2 separate regions of the Homo sapiens genome follow, and region 1 is linked to region 2. Evidence: chromatin loops called from intact Hi-C (ENCODE). Cell type or tissue: PC-3. All regions are shown on one strand. Each heading gives the region's core, and the rest is flanking DNA. Links, peaks and the distances in the headings are about the cores only.

The links. A loop is a pair of places that touch in the nucleus more often than their neighbours do. Peaks named below come from ENCODE experiments on the same cell type or tissue, not always from the same donor. Only the 100,000 strongest peaks of a DNase experiment are listed, where the experiment ranks them.
Region 1: a loop joins it to region 2, with 2.7 times the contacts of the local background. A loop is called at or near these places in 2 of 110 quality-filtered maps.

The regions. Positions count from the first base shown.
Region 1 is chr6:54,365,015-54,367,948 of GRCh38, forward strand. The region is part of intron 9 of TINAG (tubulointerstitial nephritis antigen); the gene reads left to right. It overlaps TINAG-AS1 (TINAG antisense RNA 1), which reads right to left and starts at 2,612. Exons shown (of 3, transcript XR_001744174.2): 1 at 2,528-2,612; 2 at 1,991-2,164; 3 at 426-505. In PC-3, for the core only: no CTCF peak of the experiment used is centred there; a DNase peak (open chromatin) is centred at 1,887; H3K4me3 peaks cover 925 bases; H3K27ac peaks cover 1,366 bases.
Region 2 is chr6:54,280,788-54,283,721 of GRCh38, forward strand. No RefSeq gene overlaps it. Among named protein-coding and RNA genes, the nearest start is that of TINAG, 26 kb to the right of the region's middle. In PC-3, for the core only: no CTCF peak of the experiment used is centred there; a DNase peak (open chromatin) is centred at 1,654; H3K27ac peaks cover 2,022 bases.

The DNA.
Region 1 (2,934 bases), core at 326-2,825, 84 kb after region 2:
GTCTTTTTGAAAAACAACTGAATGCTAAGCTGAATTTTCATGCTATGTTATGTTTAACCTCTGGCAAATTGATCAATTCAGAGCAGATGTTTTAATTAGAGGTTCTTAATGCATGGGGAAGTCTAAGACAGTTGAATGAACATTTCTACTATGCTTATTTAGCAAATGCAAATAAATGTGCGATAATTAGTATAGACTTTGCAATAACATTTAATTCGGGTGTTAGAATGTCTTTCGATTGCAAAAGGCTTCTCTCCTCCTTGCACTTTTCTTTTTTGGTGGGGTGCACTGGTTTGAATAACAGTAGCCACTACCACAAATAGACTCAAAATATTTAATAATTCAAATATATTAATAGAGGTTTGTTTCTTGTTCACATAATAGTTTAGGATGGGTGCTTTTAGTTGTTGGGTGACTCTCCTTTATATGGTTTCAGGGCTTTGAAGCTCTTCCCATTTTCTTGATCTATCATCTGTGAGGGTCACATGTTGTGATCTCATCCAGCCTAGGGACAATGAAGAAGAGCATAAGGAAGCCTTCTTAAATGTGCTTCTTAAAGCCTTAACTCAGAAACAATCCACAACTCCATTCATATTCCTTTGGCTAGAACTCATTCAATGGCTCCACCCAAATGCAAAGGTGACTGGAAAATGAAAAGATTTGATGGGAACATTTTAATGAGTTATATTTTGGAGTAGAATTCCAAATTTGCATAAATTTTAAAGGAAAAACCCATTAGAGATTCAAATTTTGAGTTTGTAGAGAGCTACCTTGGTCTGTATCTCTCAGGGTCTCTGAGATTGTATGTTCTCTCTTTAGAGAGTCTTCACTGAGAAATTTAGAGAATCCCTGCTTTATAAGCTTGAACAGCCAGGTGCAATGGTGTGTGTCTGTAGTACCAGCTACTTAGGAAGCTGAGGCAAAAATCTTGTTTGAGCCTAGGAGTTCATGAACAGACTGGGCAACATAGAGACCTTGTCTCAAAAATATGAATAAAGTAATACATGCTTTTGATACCAACTATATCCATAATCACGGTAGTAGAACTATCACTAAACAACTGTAGTAGAACTCTCACGAAATACAACCCTCATACTTTTAAAATCCTCATGAGGTGGGAATTATTATTTCATTTTGCCAGAAATAAGAGACTGAGAGTGTTAAGACAACTCTTCAGGTTATCTGACTTCAAAATTAATGGTCTATGAATACTGTATCTATATGCGTACACGTACGTGTATGTGTGTGTGTGTGTGTGTGTGTGAAAAGGAAAGATACAGTGTCAAGATTCCTCAAAGTCTGGTTGCCTCTTAGGTTTTCTCAAACAATTGCTCTGTTCCCTCTTTTACTAGAAAATTCTTTAGGATAAAAACAAATGCAGTTTTTTTAATATCTAAAATTATATTCTTTCTTGCTTTGAACTACATGTTTAATATATAGATTAAAACATTTGCTTAATTTTTCAACAAGAAATTCTTTAAAAACACATAATACATGTCAAGTACCATGGCAGGCATTAAGAATACAAATATCAATAGAATAGTGCCTCTGTCCTCAGCATCGAGATAGAGAAGAGGGAGGGAGGGAGGGAGAGAGAGAGAGAGAGAGAAGAAAGTGCCAATGTCCAATGTCTTAAGTGTGTAGATGGAGATAGGATAGGGATATACATTGAGTAGCGAAGATGTGCATTATCTAGGAAGGCACATAATTCCAAATCTGGGGACCAGGGAAGGTTGCCAGGAAAAAATGACACCTACTGTGGAATGTAGTCAGGCAAGTAGAAAGTATTAAGGATATATGAAAACAGAAAGCTGCTCCAGGAAATATGAGCAGGAAATGCCTAATCTCACAGGGAGATAGAATATGACATATTAAAGGAATCTGAAGGAACTTATGAGTAAGTGTAGAGCAAGGAGGAATCTAATAAAAAATGATACTAAGAGGTAGCCAAGACAGGGGGCCATTCTTCTATTTAATGATGACTACTTACTGATCTTGGAGCCTATCCTGGCTTTCTTCCCTGTCTCTGAGTTTTCTTTACATTCTTCCATTGTTTCTATATTAACTTACATGCCTTTGCAGCAACATTGTTTGATTTACAGTGTAAATTCTAAGACGTGTTCATGTGACATCTCTTTTCCCCGTATCCTTTGAAATGATGTTCCTGATAAAGAGACCAATATGTCTTTTACGTTTGCAAGCAGTTCAGTTCAGCATCCTAGTTCTGAGTCATTCTACTTTGAGATAAATCTGAGTTTAGGAACTGTGACCAAAGTAAAGAAAGAGGATTTCAGTAAACTGCAAGGCAAGTAGTGGAAGCTGAATAACATTTAAAAAGTAAAAGGAATGTTTTCCTGATGCACTTTGGCAAAGATGAGCTCCGGGAAATACATACATAAATTTGCCTGACCTTGAAGTGCACATAGTCTAATAGTGGAGACAGCTACATGGACAGGTAATATTGTAAATTCATTGGTTTAGAAATGAATGGCATAAAAGTATATAGAAGCAAAGAGAAGAACCCTACCTGAGCATGTGCAGGTGCTGTAGAGATGGTACAAGTGAAAACTGGAGTAGAAAATGGCCCAGAATTAAAGGCGAACGTGTTAATTATTCATTTGAGCATCCTCTACTGTGAACTCTTTATTGTTGTTCTTTGTTTATTTTTCTAGTAGAGTGCTAGTTTTTAAAACTTGTTGTGTATGAGCTCATTATGCATTGAAAGCTGTCTTAGTTCCTTCAGACTGCTGTAACAAAAATATCATACACTGGGTGACCTACACAACATTTATTTCTCACAGTGTTGGAGGATGGAAAGTCTAAGATTGTAGTACCAGCATATTTGGTGTTTGATGAAGGGCCTGCTTTCTTGTTCATAAATGACTGTCTTGCTGTGTCCTCACACAGGGGAGCTCTCTATGGTGTCCTTTATAG
Region 2 (2,934 bases), core at 108-2,607:
AACCAACCCAAATGTCCATCAATGATAGACTGGATTAGAAAATGTGGCACATATACACCATGGAATACTATGCAGCTATAAAAAAGGATGGGTTCATGTCCTTTGTAGGGACATGGATGAAGCTGGAAACCATCATTCTCAGTAAACTATCTCAAGGACAGAAAACCAAACACCGCGTGTTCTCACTCATAGGTGGGAATTGAACAGTGAAAACACTTGGACACAGGAAGGGGAACATCACACACCAGGGCATATCGTGGGGTGGGGGAAGTGGGGAGGGATAGCATTTGGAGAAATACCTAATGTAAATGACTAGTTAATGGGTGCGGCACACCAACATGGCACATGTATACATATGTAACAAACCTGCACATTGTGCACATGTACCCTAGAACTTAAAGTATAACAAAAAATTGTTGAAAGTAGGTTTAATGATATGTGTGACTTTTAAAACCACAATAAAAAAGAGATAAAATAATAGTTCACTTTTCTTCCTTTTTACATTGATGCAAGAAGATTACCTGAGATATTGCAGTCACTTTGTAGCACTGAGAAATCGATGACAAAGTGGAACTATGGAGACAACTTTGATTCTTGATAATGTTTTTAAGTTTCTCAATTAACCAGCCTTAGAGCCACCACACCTTTTTTTGCTTCAGCCAGTTTAAGTTGAGTTTCTGTTACTTGCATACTGAAGTATCTTATATAAACCATTTGTAAAGATTTGTCCCTAGCTAATGAGAAATGCCGGTAAATGACTTAGAGAAAACAATTTTAAAATTGAAAACATGAAGAAAAAATATTAAACATAGAGTTAACATTTGATCCAGCAATTCCAGTTCTATGTATATAGCAAAGAGAAAAGAAATCATGTATACATAAAAAATTCCTACATACATTTTAATTGTGCGTTATTATACTATTATAATGGCCAAAAAATGGAGAAAATCAAAATATCTATCAACTGATATATGACTCAACAATATGTAGTTGATCAATCTGCTGCAATATTATTTGACAATGAAAAGGAATAAAGTACTAATACGTGCCTAGATAAACTTTGGAAACATGTTTAGCGAAAGAAGTGAATCCCAAAGGCCCATATTGTGTGATTCCATTGATATGAAAGTGTAGAATAGCCAAATAGAGAAATAGCAAGTAAATTAGTGATTGCCAGGGACTTGAGGAAGAGGAGTGATTATTAATGCTTATGAGGTTTCTTTTTGGGGTGATTAAGATATCCAAAGTTTAGGTAGTAATGATGGTTGTACAACTTTGTGAATGCACTAAAATATCACTGAGTCATACTCTTTAAAGGGGTGAATTCTATGGTACATGAATTATATCTTAGTAAAGTTGTAATGAAAAAAAATGAAGAAATAAAAACAACTCAAAGGAAAATGCCCACCAAGAATCTCTTTTTATGTCTGGGCAAGAAAAGCACATAGCTTGTGGGGAAAAGGAAATTAGATTATCCTCTGAGCTTTCAACATTCATATTGGAAAATTTAGAATTCCAGAAGAATGTGTAGTACTATATAAAACATGACTCAAGGAAAGAAAATGTGACTCAAGAAACTTATATTCAACAAAACTGTCCTTGAAGTATAAATGGCACCCACAAACTGGTCAACATGCAATAACTCAGGAGACATTGTTACTAGGTTCCCTTTTGAAGACAATGTGTTAGTAAATGAGCTTCAGACAGCCAGAAATGACTAGAGTGATGTGGGATTAAGAACACGGAAGTGGTAAGTATTACATGTATAGTTAGGTGTATGATTAAGGCCATATGAAGCTTAAAGTGGCTTTATCTTTGAGAATGCAGATGTAGCAAATCATTTACAAACGGGATAGAGGAAGGAGTTGAATGGTTCCATGAGGATGCAATTAACAAAATGCAGGCAGTGCGAAACTGTATAGGACAAAAATCTTGAGCTCTTCAGCATATTTATTGTAATAGAAGAGACAGAGAAAGAGATGGAGAAGGAGCCTATAGATTCAAATAGACTATAAAAACATTTTTAAAAAGATAATAATAGGGCTTATAAATAAAAATTGGGTGACAAAAACATGAAGAAACACAAGGAAGCAATGACTATGGAAGTCAGGTTACTCCTGGAGGGAGAGAGGAGGCTGTGATTGGAATGGAACATGTAGAAAGCAGTCTAGTGTGGCTGTCAAAGTTCTGATTTTTGGCCTGGGTGTTTATAAGGATATTCATTTTATAATAATTCAGTAATCTTGGAAAAAAGAAAATGTTAAACACATAATTGTAAATTCTAAGTATATCACACATTCATAAGAGTAATATTACTACTACCACAGTAATAATAACAGTTAATGCTAATTGAATTCTTTATATGTGCCATACATTATGCTGTTGTCTACTTAATTATATTATCTCATTATTTACTTTGATTTTTTTTTTTTTCATTTCATAGGTGAGAAAACTAAGGCACAAAGATGTTAGGTGACATGACTCAAATTCACACAGATTCTAAGCCACCTTGGAGTTGAATGTTATTTACCTAAGAAAGTCTTCTGGCTGACTCAGGTAGCAGAAGTAGCTTTCAATGGGGATGGTGCAGAAAGAGTGTTTTGGGTTTATTAATTAACTTATTCATGGATTCATTTCACAAATTTGTCGTTGTTTTAGTTGGGCATCTACTCTGTGCCAGGAACTGTGCTGCAGTGGCACTTGGGGGTATTACTATCAGTGACCCTATGTGCTTTCACACTGCTGCAAGATAGAAGGTACCACAGGAATGGTTAGCAATGAGATGGGTGGGATTTTAGTGAGGAGTGGAGGTTTAAGCTGAGACAGAAGGGTGAAGACCAGTTCTCCAGGCCGAGGAGGATGGAAGCCTTAGCAGAGAGAGAACTGCACCTATGAAGAAGGCCTTGTGATTGCTAAAGAGGAGGGTACATATCA